2 separate regions of the Homo sapiens genome follow, and region 2 is linked to region 1. Evidence: chromatin loops called from intact Hi-C (ENCODE). Cell type or tissue: IMR-90. All regions are shown on one strand.

The links. Hi-C counts contacts between places; a loop is a spot of excess contacts. Peaks named below come from ENCODE experiments on the same cell type or tissue, not always from the same donor. Only the 100,000 strongest peaks of a DNase experiment are listed, where the experiment ranks them.
Region 2: a loop joins it to region 1, with 13 times the contacts of the local background. A loop is called at or near these places in 12 of 110 quality-filtered maps.

Annotation. Positions count from the first base shown.
Region 1 is chr20:2,168,796-2,176,795 of GRCh38, forward strand. LOC124904859 (a long non-coding RNA gene) reads left to right here and starts at 4,380. Exons shown (of 2, transcript XR_007067500.1): 1 at 4,380-4,615; 2 at 7,981-8,000. In IMR-90, a CTCF peak has its summit at 3,935 (motif pointing left); no DNase peak of the experiment used is centred here; H3K27me3 peaks cover 2,154 bases.
Region 2 is chr20:1,798,161-1,806,160 of GRCh38, forward strand. No RefSeq gene overlaps it. Among named protein-coding and RNA genes, the nearest start is that of SIRPA, 93 kb to the right of the region's middle. RefSeq lists a silencer at 5,212-5,461. In IMR-90, CTCF peaks have their summits at 2,793 and 4,324 (motif pointing right); DNase peaks (open chromatin) are centred at 4,351 and 5,611; H3K4me3 peaks cover 1,450 bases; H3K27ac peaks cover 695 bases; H3K27me3 peaks cover 168 bases.

The sequences.
Region 1 (8,000 bases):
GGCAGAGCTTGCAGTGAGCCGAGATCACGCCACTGCACTCCAGCCTGGGCGATAAAGCGAGACTCCATCTCAAAAAAAATAAAAATAAATAAAAAAATAAAAGGGGCATATGGCAACTTATGGATTTCCCAAACCAGAGCCCAAGGTATGCTTCTCCTCCCACAGGACTCGATCGAGGCAAGGAATCCAGGAGCACTGGCAGCCCCCATAGCCCAGAAATAGCAAGCCAGTTGGTGGGCAGCTGACCTTGGGGCTCGGGGCCTGAGCTGAGGCCTGTTGCTTGGCAACAGCCAGCATCACACACCGTGGGCAGCAAGGGCTCTGGTGGTGACCCACGCCTCCAGCCCAGCCCAGATCTGCCTGGGTGCTGGAGAGGGCCGGCGAGTGTCCTTGGAGGCTTGGAAGAAAAGCTTCCGTCTGCAGGAGCACTTGCATGTGGTCCTGCCGACCTCCAGCTTTCTAGAAGGGCCGGCGACTGTGTAGTTATTATTATCTTTAATCCTGATGAGAACTCCGCAAATAAGGTCATCCTGCCCTCTTTATAGGTCAGGGAACCGAGACAGCCTGGTGAATGTCTTGCCAGGATCAGGTGTTGATTCTGCAGCACAGCCCCTCCACTGTGGCTGGAAGAGGGGTGGAGGGTCTGTAGCTCCTAGGTAGGGTTCAGAATGGGTTCAGTGGGAATTGGAAGGTAAGCAGAAGGTGATTAGAAACAGCGTTTGTGGGCCTGATACCCCCTGAGTCCTCCTCATATGAGGACTGCAAGTCCAGGGGTCCAGGGTGTGACCGCAATGGTGGTGGTGGTCCCAGGGGTGACGTTTTCAAGGCCCCGAGCTCCTTGCAGTGGGATGAGCCTGCATGGCACATGGGCCCTGGCTTGGGGAGGCAGGCCCTTTGGTGAACCGGCTCAGGATCATGGGCCGGGAAGCACTAAGCCTCTGGATACTGACTATCTCTTCAGACACCACCACATCCAACACCACGACAACCCGGCTTGGATCCTTACGGAGTGCTTCAGAGCACTGAACCAAAACCCCTGCACTGTGTATTGCACAAACCTCAGGCTCAAGCCTGCACATCTCTGCTTGCTGTCTGTGGGGGATGCTTCACAAACGAGTTCCCCTTTCTGGGTGTTATGAGAATTTTTCATGAGATATCTATCCTCCTTCTGTTTTTTTTTTTTTAATTATACTTTAAGTTCTAGGGTACATGTGCACAACGTGCAGGTTTGTTACATATGTATACATGCGCCATGTTGGTGTGCTGCACCCATTAACTTGTCATTTACATTAGGTATATATCTCCTAACGCTATCCCTCCCTGCTCCACCCACCCCACAACAGGCCCCGGTGTGTGATGTTCCCCTTCCTGTGACCAAGTGTTCTCATCGTTCAATTCCCACCTGAGTGAGAACATGCGGTGTTTGGTTTTTTGTCCTTGCGATAGTTTGCTGAGAATGATGGTTTCCAGCTTCATCCATGTCCCTACAAAAGACATGAACTCATCCTTTTTTATGGCTGCATAGTATTCCATGGTGTATATGTGCCACATTTTCTTAATCCAGTCTATCATTGATGGACACTTGGGTTGGTTCCAAGTCTTTGCTATTGTGAATAGTGCCGCAGTAAACATACGTGTTCATGTGTCTTTATAGCAGCATGATTCTCCTTCTGTTATTATTTGTATTATTCCACAGTTGAGGCCACTGAGACTCAGAGATGTTAAGTGACTTACTCAAGCTCACACAGCTGGAAAGGGCAGGGCTGAGATTCAAGGTTATTTATTCCAGTTATCTATTGCTGCATAACAAACCCATAACATAATGACTAACACAGGAACACATACTGTGTGCATAAATGTACAGTTTGGGTAGGGCTTGGCAGAGAGCTCATCTCTGCTCCTCTTGGCATTAGCTGGGCATGGAGTTTTCTGAAGGCTCATTCACCATGTGTTGGATGAGTGGTCTCGCTGTCCCCTGCAACCTTAGCTGAGTGCCTCTCCATAGGGTCTGGATTCCTTCCTCACAACATGCTACCTGTCTCCAGAGCCAGCATTCTCCCTCCCATCAAGGATTGAATGAGTCAAGAATAAAGCATTAAGCCAGGGGCAGTGTTTCACACCTGTACTTTGGGAGGCTAAGACAGGAGGATCGCTTGAGCCCGGGAGTTCGAGACCAGCCCAGGCAACATAATGAGACCCTGTCTCTAACAACAGCAACAGCAAAATAGCCACAGTGAGCTATGATTGCAAGGCAAGCAGGCAGGCAGGCAATCAGGCAGACAGGCAGGCAGGAAAGAAGGAAGGAAGGGAGGGAGGGAGGGAGGAAGGGCAGGCAAAGAGCTGTCTGGAACTGAAAAGTCCCCGTATAGGATCCAAGCAGAATGTTCTGTTCCTGAGCCCTGCAGGGCCCTGGTAAGCCTGGAGGTTAGGATGGAACCAGCTGTTTCCAGAACCTCCCTCCAAAAAAGAGGAGGATGGAGAAGGGACTGGCCCTGGAAGTCCTGAACTGGTCAGGTCAGGGAGCCAAACCGTAGAGGTTTCAGGCAGAAATGAGCCTTTCAAATGCCAGACTGCCCCTGATACAGCTGTTCCTCTTAGAAGTCTTGGTTCAGGCCAAGAACCAGGAGCTGCCCTGCTTCCGCCTCTCGCCCCCACTGTCAACAGTGCCACCTCCCAAATGTGCTGCGTCCACACACTTCCTCAGCCCCCATGGTCACACCGCAACTCTGGCCTGGACTGGTGCAGTAGCCTCCTCACTGTCACTGGCCCAATTCTAACACATTCCCACTCAGCAGCCAGAGATCTTTTGAAAGTGTAAATCAAACATCACATCGCATCACTTGGCTGTTCAAACATCTGAGGACTTCTTGTCCTTAGAATTAAATTCGAAGACAAGAAACAAAAACAGCCTGGGCACGGTGGCTCACACCTGTAATCCCAGCACGTTGGGAGGCCGAGGCAGGTGGATCACTGGAGATCAGGAGTTTGAGACCAGCGTGGCCAACATGATGAAACCCCGTCTCTACTAAAAATACAAAAAATTAGCCGGGCGTGATGGTGTGCTCCTGTAATCCCAGCTACTCGGGAGGCAGAGGCAGGAGAATCGCTTGAACCTGGGAGATGGAGGTTGCAGCAAGCCGAGATTGCACCACTGCACTCCAGCCTGGGTGACAGAGTGAGAGTCTGAAAGAGAGAGAGAGAGAGAAGAGAAAGAAGGAAGGAAGGAAGGAGAGAGAGAGAGAAAGAGAAAAGAAAGAAAGGAAGGAAGAAAGAAAGAAAGAGAAAAAGAAAGAAAGAAAGAAAGAAAAAGAAAAAGAAAGAAAGGAGAAAGGAGAAAGGAAAGAAAGAAATTAAAAAGAAAGAAAAGAGAATTAAATTCGAACTCTTCAAACTCAAACTCCTACAAGACAGCACTGCATCTCACCTTGCCCTCCCTGCTCCCTCTGCCTGGAACCATCTCCCACATTTATCTGTGCTTGGCTGGTTTCCTCTTGTCCTTCTGGTCTCAGTATGGAGGTTGCCTCCTTGGAGAGGTGCTCTGACCACGTGGTTCAAATCAGTCCCGACCCCCACCTTAGATCTTTATTATCTGGTGACATCACTTTATTTATTTATTTATTTATTTATTTATTTATTTATTTATTTATTTACTTGCTTTTTTCTTTGCTCCCCTCTACTGAGCTCTGGTCTCTTGAGCTGGTCCCAAGTATCAGAGTCAGGGCTTGGCACAGAGTAGACACACAATAAGCCGAGTGAGAGTCTAATGAACACACACACACCTCCCTTGGAGCGCTCTCACTCGTGTCCACTCAATCATATGCTGAGACCCTCTGCCACACTTGCAAACACAGACACACACTTCTCCACCCCTGGACACGTCCTGCGCGGGAGCTCCGAGATGCGTGAGCGCCTGTAACCAGGGATGCTGCCGCCCCCTCCTGGAAAGATTGGGAAAGTACAGCCAGAGTCTTTCTGGGAAACCACTCCAATGCTAACCTCAGGCTAATCCTAACTCCCCTTCCTTGCAGACAGCTGTCCCTGCCCAGGCAGGGTCTTCAGATCATTTCTGATATTTGGCCTAGGGCCTGGGCTGTATGTTCTTACCAGGTGCGGAGGAAGGAAGGAAGGAAGGGAGGGAGGGGAGGGGAGGGGAGGGGAGGAAACTGACGCAGGTAAGAGCATTCACCTCTTTCCCTCTCCAAGGCTCAGTTTCAGGATCATTGTCACAGGTCTGACACGAATCATGTGCAATAATTTTTTGTACATTCATAGGTTTGGAACACGGTATAAAGGGCCTTGAATGCCAGAATGAAGCCTTGGGTTTTATCCTGCAGTCGTTGGGAGCCACTAAGAGTTTCTGAGCAAGAGAGGGACAGGATCCGAACTGTGCTTTGGAAAGATGAACCAGCCGGTGTGCATTCATGCATTCACTCATTCGTTCATTCATTCATTCATCTGACCAAAATGTGCTTTAAACATCTTTTGCATGCCGGGCCCTGGGAATGCAGCAGTGACCAGAGGTGCTGTTGGACTTCATGGAGCTCATGGCCTCGAGTGACATGTGTGGGAGTGGACATTTGGACACAGAGGAGGCATCACCCCAGTCCTAGGCAAGGTGAGCCCTGGGGCAACATAAGGCTCACATAGGCGCCTTAGCTTCTGCCCTGTATGTAGACAGAGCAGGGTGGGAGTCAACTAAGCCACTGATTTAAGTACAGACCCTGGGACAGGGGCAAGCCTGTTGGTCCTCAGCTCCCATCCTAGGTCATGAGAGGCCAACTTGACCAACGCAGGAGGTGTATCTGTTCATTCCCCTCCCCAATCAAATAGATGCAAATAACATGCAAGAGGTCCGAATTTAAAGTATGTTAGTGTTAAATAAATGTATTATGGTCTGCCTGGCGCAATTATAGTCAAACTCAACATGTAGGATGTGACCCACATGAAATACTGAACCGATTTTAGTATCAGACAGCATACTCACTTTGGAGACGAGAAGAGGCAGAGGCCCAGGGACACACCATATGGAGAGATGCACACACGGGCAGGTGTTCATGAATTTACTGCATTCAGGAGGTGAGAAGAAAAAAGAGACAGATTTCATTTTCAGCTCTGGCTGGAGTTACGGTCCTTCCTTTGAAGGAACATGGATGAGGAGCTAGAAGTCCTAGGTACTAGTCCCCACCACAGCCACTTGGTAGCTGTGTCAATTCTAACTGGCCACTGTATTCTCATCTGTACAATGGGTCCAATGACAGGGAAGCATGAAGGAGACCATGGAGGTGTCTTAGGTTGGGATCTCCAGAAGTTGACCCTGAACCAAGGATTCCTGTGAAAATGACTTACTGTGTGTGAAGTATTTCCAGGAACAGCTAGAGGAAGGGGAAGCAGGCAGGGCCAGCAAGACCATGCCCCACCAGGTCTGTCCTGCAAAGGAGGTGGCATAAGTCATACCTCAGAGTTGGCCCATTTGGGGGGCAAGGGAGCTGGGGTATTCATACTCCTGTGCTCATTGGTAATTAGAGGGAGTAAATTCCCCTCTGGAGGACATACCTTTCCAGGCACTTCCAGCTCTCCATACGTACAGGCAAAGCTGGGTCGAGCAGGCTACGAACTGTCCTCTGAAAGACACAGGTGCTGGCTGCTGGGAGTGAGAGCATCCTGGGAGCTGCTGTACACAGTATGGGACCCAAGGGATGGTCTACTGTAGGACGGGAAGTGCTTTGTAAACTGTGAAGTGTGGTACTGGGATTGAGGAGGGTCCTCATCTGGGACTTCCTGCAGCTCACTGATCCGTCTCAGCCAAGTTGTCTTTCCTCGTGGGTCTATTTCTTCCTGGGCAATTGAAGGCAACAACACACACGGATTGTCATGGGTGGAGGGGTGTGGTGAAATGGTAACTACTCTGGTGGTGAGGCTGTGGAGAGGCGTGCACCTTTATGCACTGCTGGTGGGAGTGTAAATTGGCGTAACGTTCTATGGAAGGCAATGTGGCAATGTCTATCAAATTACAAATTCACAAATCCTTCAACCCAGCAATTGTATTTATAGGATTTTGTCCTACAATAGATACTCACACACATGAAACAACATGACAAGCTTATCCGCTGCAACTCTGTAATTGCAAATAAATTAAAACAATTATTGAATAAATTATATACACTCATGAAATGGAATATCCTACAACAATAATAACAATAAAAAGGAGAATGAGGAAGTGGCCTCTGTATTGTTACTGGATGATCTCCAAGCCCCATAGTTAAGTTACAAAAAAGCAAGATAAAGAACTACATATGATATTTCTTTAACAAATTCTTCTATAGCCAAGTATTGTCTTAGGTGCTTTACAAATATGAATCCACTTAGTCCTCCTGACACTCCTGAGATAAATATTATTATGTCCATTTTACAGATGTGAAAACTGAGGCACACAGGTTAAGTAATTTTTTAAAAAACAGGTGTGCACCACCATGCCTAGCTAATTAAAAAACATATATATATATATTTTGTACATATGGGATCTTGCTATGTTGCCAGAGCAGGTCTTGAACTCCTGGGCTTAAGCCGTCCTCCTGCCTTGGCCTCCCAAAGTGTTGGAATTACAGGCGTGAGCCACCACACCCAGCAGGTTTAGTAATTAGATGAAGGTCAGGAAGCTAGTAAATGGCAAAACTAGGATTTGAAGAGGAAGGGGCTCCAGGAGCTGTGTTTTTTGTTTCAGCTTTATTATTATTATTATTATTTTGAAAGTTTTGGGGGAACAGGTGGTATTTGGTTACATGAAGAAGTTCTTTAGTTGTGATTTCTGAGATTTTGGTGCACCCATCACCCGAGCAGCGTATACTGTACCCAGTGGTTAGTCGTTTGTCCCTCACCCCTCCCACCCTTCCCCGAGTCCCCATAGTCCATTGTATCATTCTTATCCCTTTCTGTCCTCACAGCTTAGCCCCCACTTATCAGTGAGAAGATACAATGTTTGGTTTTCCATTCCTGAGTTGCTTTACTTACAATAATGGTATCCAGCTCCATCCAGGTTGCTGCAAAGGACCTGTGCCTTTGTGTTACTAGGTTGTATTTCCTCTCTGTAGCTGAAGATTACTCCTAACTAATCATAACTCCATTTCCCAGTGATTGGTTTGGCAGTGATTGGTTTGAGGAGGGAACACAGCCCAATTCTGGCCAATGAGATATGAGGGGATGTCTGCTAGGGAACTTCCAGGCAAGATTTTCTCACTGATGAAAAGGGATGTCCGGGGAGTCCATCTCCTCTGCTTCTTGAAGTCATGGTGAAGCTGTGGATGGAGCAGCCACCTAGTGATTGGGAGAGTCCAAGCCTGAAGTCAGAGGCCCACACACTGAGGATGGAGGAATGGGAAGACAGGCATAACCTGGGACCCTATAGTCATTGGGCCACTGAGATAACCAACCCTGGGCGTCTTGATTTGTGTGATGATAGACATCTTTACTGCTTAAGGCAGTGGATCTCAAACTGGAGTGGGCATTAACATCACCTGTTAAAGCACAGGTGGTTGAACTCCACCCCCAGAATTTCTGATTCAGTAGGTAAAGCCAAGAACTGGCCTTTCTAACAAGGTGATGCTGATGCCAGCTGGTCTGGGAACCACACTTGGAAAACCATCAGTATAAAGCATTTTAAGTTAGAGTTTTCGTTCATTAACAAAGGAAGCGGCCAGGCATGGTAGAGCTCACCTGTAATTTACATGCAGCTGCTCTGGAGGCCGAGGCAGAAGGATTGCTTGAGCCCAGGAGTTTGAAGCCAGCTTGGGCAACATAGAGAGACCCCCATCTTTAATTATGTAAAAAGCCAGAGGCATCCTGTGACCTTGAGTGACGTGCCTTTCAAATCCTCTGGAGTAAGGGGTGCCAGGGGTTGGGAGTCAGAGCCCCAGAGCAGGGGCCAGGAGCCCAGGGTTCTCCAACCCTCCTTGTGACCTTGTGCAATTCATTTCTTCTCTGCAGGGTCTGCTCCCATCTGTCAT
Region 2 (8,000 bases), 370 kb before region 1:
TATTCAGGAGACTGTGGTAGGAGGATTGTTGGAGCCCAAGAGTTTGAGGCTACAGTGAGCTATGATTATGCCACTGCATTCCAACCTGGGTGACAGAACAAGACCCTGTCACTAAAAAGAAAAAAAAAAAAGGATGAAAAGATAAGACACAGGATGGGAGTAAATATTTGCAAATCACATAGCTAATGAAAGATTGTATTAGTCAGGGCTTCTCAGAGAATCAGAACTTTTAATTCCAAAGGCCAGGGGCCTGAGGGGAGGGTACCAGCTATTATAGGACCCAGAGTTTGAAGACCTAAGAACCAGGAGAACTCTGATGTCGAAGAAGAAAAGAAGGATGCTCAGCTCAAGGAAAGAGAGAGAATTTGCACTCTCTCTGCCTTTCTGATCTATTCAGACCCTCAATGGATTAGATAATGTCCATCTACATTGCTGAGGGCAAAGTTCTTTACCTAGTGTACTGATTCAAATGCTAATCTCATCCGGAAACAATCTCACAGACACACCAAGAAATAGTTTTACCAGCTATCTGGGCATCCCTTGTGATAGCCCAGAGAAGTTGACACATAAAATTAACCATCCCAAAGATCATATCCAGAATATGCAAACAATGTCTAAAACTCAACAATAAGAAAGCAAACATCTACATTAAAAAATGGGCACAAGATATGAACAGACATCTCACCAAAGAATGTATACAAATGGCAAATAAGCATTTGAAGAAATGATCATTCGTCATTATAGAAATGCAAATTAAAACAACTACTACACACCTATAAAAATAGCTAAATTACAACCAACTGGCAATACCAGTGCTGATGAAGATGCAGAGCAACAGAAACTGTCACTCATTGCTAGTGGGAATGAAAAATGGTACTTTGGAAGTACGGTTTGGAAGTTTGGCAGTTTCTTATAAAGTTAAACATTGATTTACCATACAATCTAGAAATTATGTCCCTAGGTATTTACTCAACTGATAAGGAATCTTATGTCTACACAAAAACCTGCACACAATGTTTATAGCAGCTTTATTCATAATAAAGCCAGATGCAACTAAGATGTCCTTTAATAGGTGAATGGATAAACAAACAGTGGAACAGTCATACTATGGAACATTATTCGGAGATAAAAGGAACTGTTAATTCACACAACAATATGGATGAATCTTAAGTGCATATTGCTAAATGAAAGAAGCCAGTTTCCAAATGTTTTATATATATATATATGTGTGTGTGTGTGTGTGTGTGTGTGCGTGTGTATATACATATATACATATACGTATATATATATATGATAATTCCGTTTATATGATTTCTTTAAAAAAGCAAATGATAGAGATGGGAAATAGATCAGTGGTTGCCAGAGGACTGAGAAGAAGGAGACAGGTGGCTAAGTGAAGCACAGTGGATATTTTACAGCCATGAAACTATTCTGTGTGGTACTGTAGTGATTGATATATCTGCTAAGGGCTTGATATCTAGAACATATAAAGAGGTCCTACACTATCCATTTGTCACTATGCATTTGTCAAAACCATAGAATTTTACAGCACAAAAAGTAAACCTTGGCCGGGCGCGGTGGCTCACACCTGTAATCCCAGCACTTTGGGAGGCCGAGGCAAGTGGATCACCTGAGGTCGGGAGTTCGAGAGCAGCCTGACCAACATGGAGAAACCCCATCTCTACTAAAAATACAAAATTAGCTGGGTGTGGTGGTGCATGCCTGCAATCCCAGCTACTCGGGCGGCTGAGGAGGAGAATCGCTTGAACCCGGGAGGCGGAGGTTCCGGTGAGCCAAGATTGCGCCATTGCGCGACCTTGCAACAAGAGGGAAACTACATCTCAAAAAAAAAAAAAAAAAAAGTAAACCTTAATGTATGCCAATTTTTAAAAATCTACTAGGAGGATGGGGAATCACAGGATAAAATGCAGATGATGGCAACAGAATCTAATTGTATTACAAACGTACGAGGGATCTCATTGAAGGGCATGGAGACTAGAGGTGCTGACCTAAACAACTTTGGAAATGACTGGAAACAAGAAGACTCAAGATGAAAAGAGCTGTCCATAAGCACTGCCCTCCAGTTGGTAGAGCTGTGTCTCACAGGGGTATGGTTTGACAATTCTGAAACCCCAGTACATGTGTACTAACATTGAACAATTAAGTAAATGGATGGCAGATGGTAGGAGCCAGGTTTTTCACTGCTGAAGTGGGAGGTTATAGATAAGCAAAGGGAGAAGGATAGAATGAACTGTATGAATGTGTTAGAGTCAGAGACGGTAGCATGAGCTCATGTTTAACTTAATATAGATACCAATGATAGATACAGAATCATTACAGTTATGTGAATACACGGGCTAGGATACATACATGTATTTCCTAGCTCTGCCCCCTGGTAGTGGGTCCCCAATAGCAACATGCAAACCCACCATCCAGATCTGTTTCTAAGAACATTCTCCAGTGAAAGGAACCGGGCTCCCTGGAGAAACGGCTGATTCTAGGGCTGGGAAGAAAATATGCAAGATGAGTCTGGAGCAGCTTTAGTGCCAGAAAGTAAGGAAGGGCTCAAAAACATAACAAAAAATTATGGCAAAGGGAAACAGGAGCCAATAGAGAGAGCTCCCAGGCGCCAAAACTGGAACAATTTAAGCAACAATATAAATAACATAGTATTGGATTATAATGAAAAGTACAAAATAAATATCCATGAGTGCACACGGATAGAATAAATGACTGAATAAACCAGTAGCAGAAGAATTCCAAATAACTTATTACATACTGCCCCCTCAAGGAAGTGAAGCATAACTCCCCATCCCTTAAGTGGAGGCTGTGCATAGCGGCTATTCTGTGAGGCTATTCTCATTATTAGACTGGGGTTATTATTAGACTGGTTTGGGGGAGGAAAACCACAGAGGTACAGTGTCATTCTCAAAAAGTTATATCAAGAGAATATGCTATCAATATCAATATCACTTAATGTCAACCCTGATGGCCTAGTTAATTATTTGATCAGTCTTCTGTTGAAATTATTGTTGTTGTTAATTATTATTGTTGTTAATTATTTGATCAGTCTTCTGTTGATGAGCCTTGAGGCTTGAGGTAACGTCTGTCAGGTAATGGCAAAGGTAATGTTTATATCCAAAGGTAATGTTATCACCATAATGCTAACTATAACATTATAAATATATTTTTAAATGGCCACAATACCTCAGGGCCCTTGCATCATACTCTGCCGTGTGACTTTGCTGCTCCTCCCTGGGAGAAGTGATTTCTATTTCCCCACCTCTTGAATCTGGGCTGGCTTGTGACATGTTTGCACCAACAGAATGTAATGGATGTAAATTCACACCAGTTATACAGTCTCAGGAGGCACTGCATGTTATCAGATGTTGACGGACACATAGCCTGAACACCCCTCTAACCCTAGCTGATAGCCAGTCAACTACCAGACATGTGATTTAGACCATCCTAAATAAACCAGCCCCAGCTGACCCACCCTTTCTGATCCCAGACACAAGGAGCAAATGCAAAGTTAGCTGAGCTTGGCCCAGATCAGCAGTGCTACCCAGCTGACCCACATGAGCAATACCAAAAGCTTTCTATTTAAAGCCACTGAATTTCGGAGTGGTTTGTTATACCGCAATAGCTATGTGCCTCACTGGCACCTAGGCATAACAATGCATGTAGGTGCTTATTTGTTGTAACACACTGTGATTACAGAAGATTAGAAGCAGCCTCAAGGCTCATCAATAGAACACTGATCAAATAATTACAGGAGAGCCAAACAATGGAATATTATGCAGCTGTTCAAAAGAACGAGGCAGCCCTATGTGAATCAACATGGAACAAACTCCATGATGCATTTTTAAGCGAAGCAGCAAGAGGCAGAAGAGTATACAGAGCAAGCTACTATTGATCCTGTAAAATACTTGCATTTGCATGGACTGTCTCCGGGTGGGTACACAGAAACATGTAACAATGGCTGTCTCTAGGAAGGGGAACTGGGTGCCTGGGGAACAAGAGTGGAAGCGAGACTTCCTTTTCACGCTATCCTCTTTTTTATCTTTTGAATCGTGTAAATGTGTTATCCATTCAAAAATAAATAAAACCAGAATGTAAAAACTCCTATGCCTTTCAAATGCAGAGAGCCTTATTATTCTCTTTCCAAGACTCCCAAGATCCACCGGGACCAAAAAACAGCAGTCAGGGAACAATTCCGATTTTCCCTCCTCTCTCCCCCACAGCCCCCACCCGCGCAGAGCGAAGCTGGCTTCTCCGGTAAACCCCTGCTTGTGAGTTGCGCCCAGGCGACACTACCTCGCCTGCCACCGGAGGGCAGCGCGAGGCTTCCTTCCCGGGGAGGAACTGCGGCGAGACGGTGGTCGGCCCTGAATAGCAAGCTGGCTCCTAGATCAAAGGCTCTGGCATTCCGTTTTTGCGTGCATGTTTGTTTGTTTTCTTTCTTTCTTCTTCCTCTTCTTTATTTTTTTAAAGGTCTCGACCCAAGAACCCCATTCCAGGCAGTAGGTTCGCCAGCCATTGCTTGTGCGTCTTCGCGGAGAGAGAGGGGGGAGATGCCCCGGCGCTCCTTACCCGGCTGGATAAGACCCTTTGGGGAACTTGCTGCTTCGCAAGTCTTACTTGTGAGGACCCGGAGGGTTTGCCTTTGACCCCGCCTGTGACCTTAAGAAAACCCCTTTCTACCCTGCGCCTGTCCCACAGCTGGAAGTGATAATTTTAAGAATGAATTAAGCACTCGGTGTGTGACACTGCGGCACTAAGCACTTTCTGGACTGTGTTAGGCCCCATTTTACAGACGGGGAAGCTGAGGCCTCCAGAGGCGGAGTAACCTGCTCATGGTTACAAAGCTGGTCAGCGGCGGGCAGGATTTGAATCCAGGGTTCCCGGTTCCTAATCCTCTGCTTTTACCACTTAATTTATCCTGCCTCCAAGGGCTGCTGGGAAAAAGGCGGATTTCAAAGGAGAAGCAGCTAAGGAAAAGCTCTGGAAAGGGCCAACGGAGCGGATATTCCCGGAGCCCCTCTGCGAGCCACGCGCCCCTCTGGGAAGCCCGCTTCCCCCTGCAGACAGGCGCTGTGACACGCTTGCGCCCCGGTCGAACAGGCGAAGAGGCCGAGGCCCAGAGCGGCGCAGGGCGAGCCTGGAGGCTGCGCCCCAGACCTGGACCAGCCACGGACGCCGCTCCCGCCGCTCCCTCCGCTCCGCTGCGCTCCGCACGCTGGCGCCGGCTCCCCGAGGCCCCGGGCGCCCCGGCCGCACGCCTGGGTAAAAGGTCCCGAGGAGTCCGCAGAAGCGCGCCCACGCCCGAGACGGCCGTTTCCGCCGGCCTGGGAAAGGGGCGGAGAAGGGGGTCGCCCGGGCCGCAGCGTGCCGGTCCCCGCCGGCCGAGCCGTGTTTGGGGCCAGTCCCCGCACCCCGCTTCTTCCCCACCTGGGGAGCGGGGCGCCGCGGTAGGGGCACTGGAGCGCACGATGCACCCCGCCAACGAGTCCTTTCTGCAGACGGGGTTCCTGTTTTCATGCAAATGCCTTTGTTAGCGCACCGGGAACCAGGGGGACGGAACTGCAGCTGACGCGGGCTGCGCGCCGCTTTTCCGCCTTCGCTTGATTCGGCCTCAACGACTTAAACGCGCCGGGAACAAAAACGCCGGCGCCGCGGAAACCCTCAGGAGCGGCACGAGAAGCGCGGCTCCGCTGGGGTCCGCGAGAAGCGGTGCGGGCGGCCGGGCTGGTGCCTGCAGGCCCTCTCACCGCATCACCAAGGGCAAGGAACCTCCAACTGTCCCTCAGTTTCTCTACCTGCACTGGGATGTCCTACATAAGGAGTCAGCTCAGTGCCCGCATCTTGCTGTAATTATTTTGTCCAAGCACTGTGGGAGGCAGCGTTGAGGAGGCTGTTGTGGGGAGTTTGCCTGTCAGAGAGAAGAGGGAAATAAACAAGAAACATACAGACAAAATAATTTCAAATAGCAACAAGTGTTAATATCGTAGCAAACACCAATGCAGCGCTTATGCCAGGCTCTGCTCTATGCTATATGCACATTAGGTCATGTAATCCTCACTCCCTTGTACAGATAGGAAAATGCTGGTTGAATAATCTATTGAAGGGAAATAGGAAGTTGAACAATATGTGGAGAAACAGGTTGCACGATAGGTGGAGAAACAACAGGTTGCACGATATGTGGGGAACCAGGTTGAACAATAGCCTCAAGTGCGCAGTAGGTAGGCTCGGCACTTGAGAATATTGGGCCCAGCCTGGGTTTCGACCCAGCCAGTCCAGCCCCAAGTGGAAGCTTTTGCACACTCCATTACACCAGTTTTGGCTGTACTAGGAAGGATGTAAAGTGGTGACACGCCCAAGAGAGAGCTGGGGCTAGACAGGAGCTGCTCCTAAAAGGATGTCAATGGACGTCTCTGTGCAAGAGAGTAAGCTGAGGCCTGCACAGTGAGAGGAACTAGCCATGCAAAGAGCTGGGCGTGTCCAGCAGAGAAAACAGCAAGGGCAAAGGCCTTGAGGTGGGAGAGTAGATGTGGGGTTTCATGAACATAAGGATGGAACTCAGTGAGCAGTAGTAAGGAGACTGGAGATGGTCAGCAGCTGGGGGTAGCAGGCTTTGCAGGTCTCGGCAAGGAGCTGGACTTTTATTCTAGGTGTGATGGGAAGTTGTGTTGTTATGGCCACTGAAGGAGTTGCGTGGATGGAGTTGGACCAGAGGGTGGGTGCCCTTCCTGCCTTGCCAGCCTTAGGTTCAAGGAGGAAGTTGATTGCTTAGGCCTTAAGCTTGCCCCTCCTCATCTGACCTCCTGGCTTCTAGGACATTCCTGAGGACGTACACCAAGTCTCCAACATTACCTGATGTCAGATCAGGTAAGCCCTCATCTTATAGATAGGGCTAAGACTGAGGCCCTGACTTCAGGGATGTGTCTTCACCTTTGAGTAGGAGAAGCAGGGGTGGTATCTGCTTCATCTACTCATGTACCTGCAGCACCTAGCACAGGCTGACCAGCCCATCCTTGGACCCAGGCAAGCGGGGCTCTGCCCTGGCCAGCCTCCAGCTGCGTACATCCCCACAGGCTAGAGAGTCTGCAGTGCCAAGGGGATATACCCATCCAAGTCTTTGCTCCTTGTCTAGAATACTACAGATTCCTAGGATTCCTGAGCTCCCTACCTAAAAGTCCCAAGCCTGCTGCCAGGCCTCTTCCTGGTCTATTGTCTGGAGGCAGAACACTAAGCCCAGGGTGTAGCCAAGGGGCACTGCAGAGGATAGGGTGTGGATGGAGATTGGACCTGCAGCCTGGGATGTCTACACACATGCAGGTGAGGTGTGCACGGTACAGGATGGAGCTGGGGATGAGAAGGGAAGGTGGCAGTTTATAGGCTGGGAAATGAGCGACCAGGGAATGGGGCTGGCTCTCCCCAGCACCGCCACATTTCAGTGCGAGTATCTAAGAAATCCAAATCAATCCTGGCCTTTCAGGCTGCTGAGAAGTTATACTTACTGAGGAGAAGGATAGAACATTTAAGAGAAGGTATTGGTCTGATTTATAATTTTTAAATATTTAGATTTAAGGGTGAGTGGACACCAGCCTCCACCAATATCAAGAGTGTGTTTGGCCTAGACCCTAGGAGATATTCAATATTTATCAAATAGATGGATGAATCTCATTTAATTTAATCCTCACACAGACTCAACGGAGGGAAATCACATCGTCTGTGCTTTATTGATGAGGGAACTAAGGCTTGGAGAGATTTAATGACTGGCCTATTTGTCAAGTTAGAAGTTTGTCTAGCAGAGCTGAGAGCCTCAAGCCCTAACGTGTCTGATTCCAAAATCCATTGCAATTGGTTCATGACAAGTTCACTCCCATTATGACCACATTAAATATATTATAACTGTTTGAGCATGTCACTCGCTGATCTTTGGGAACATAAGCACTGTTTATATTACATGAAAAAGGCCTTCTCTTCTTCATTCTTAC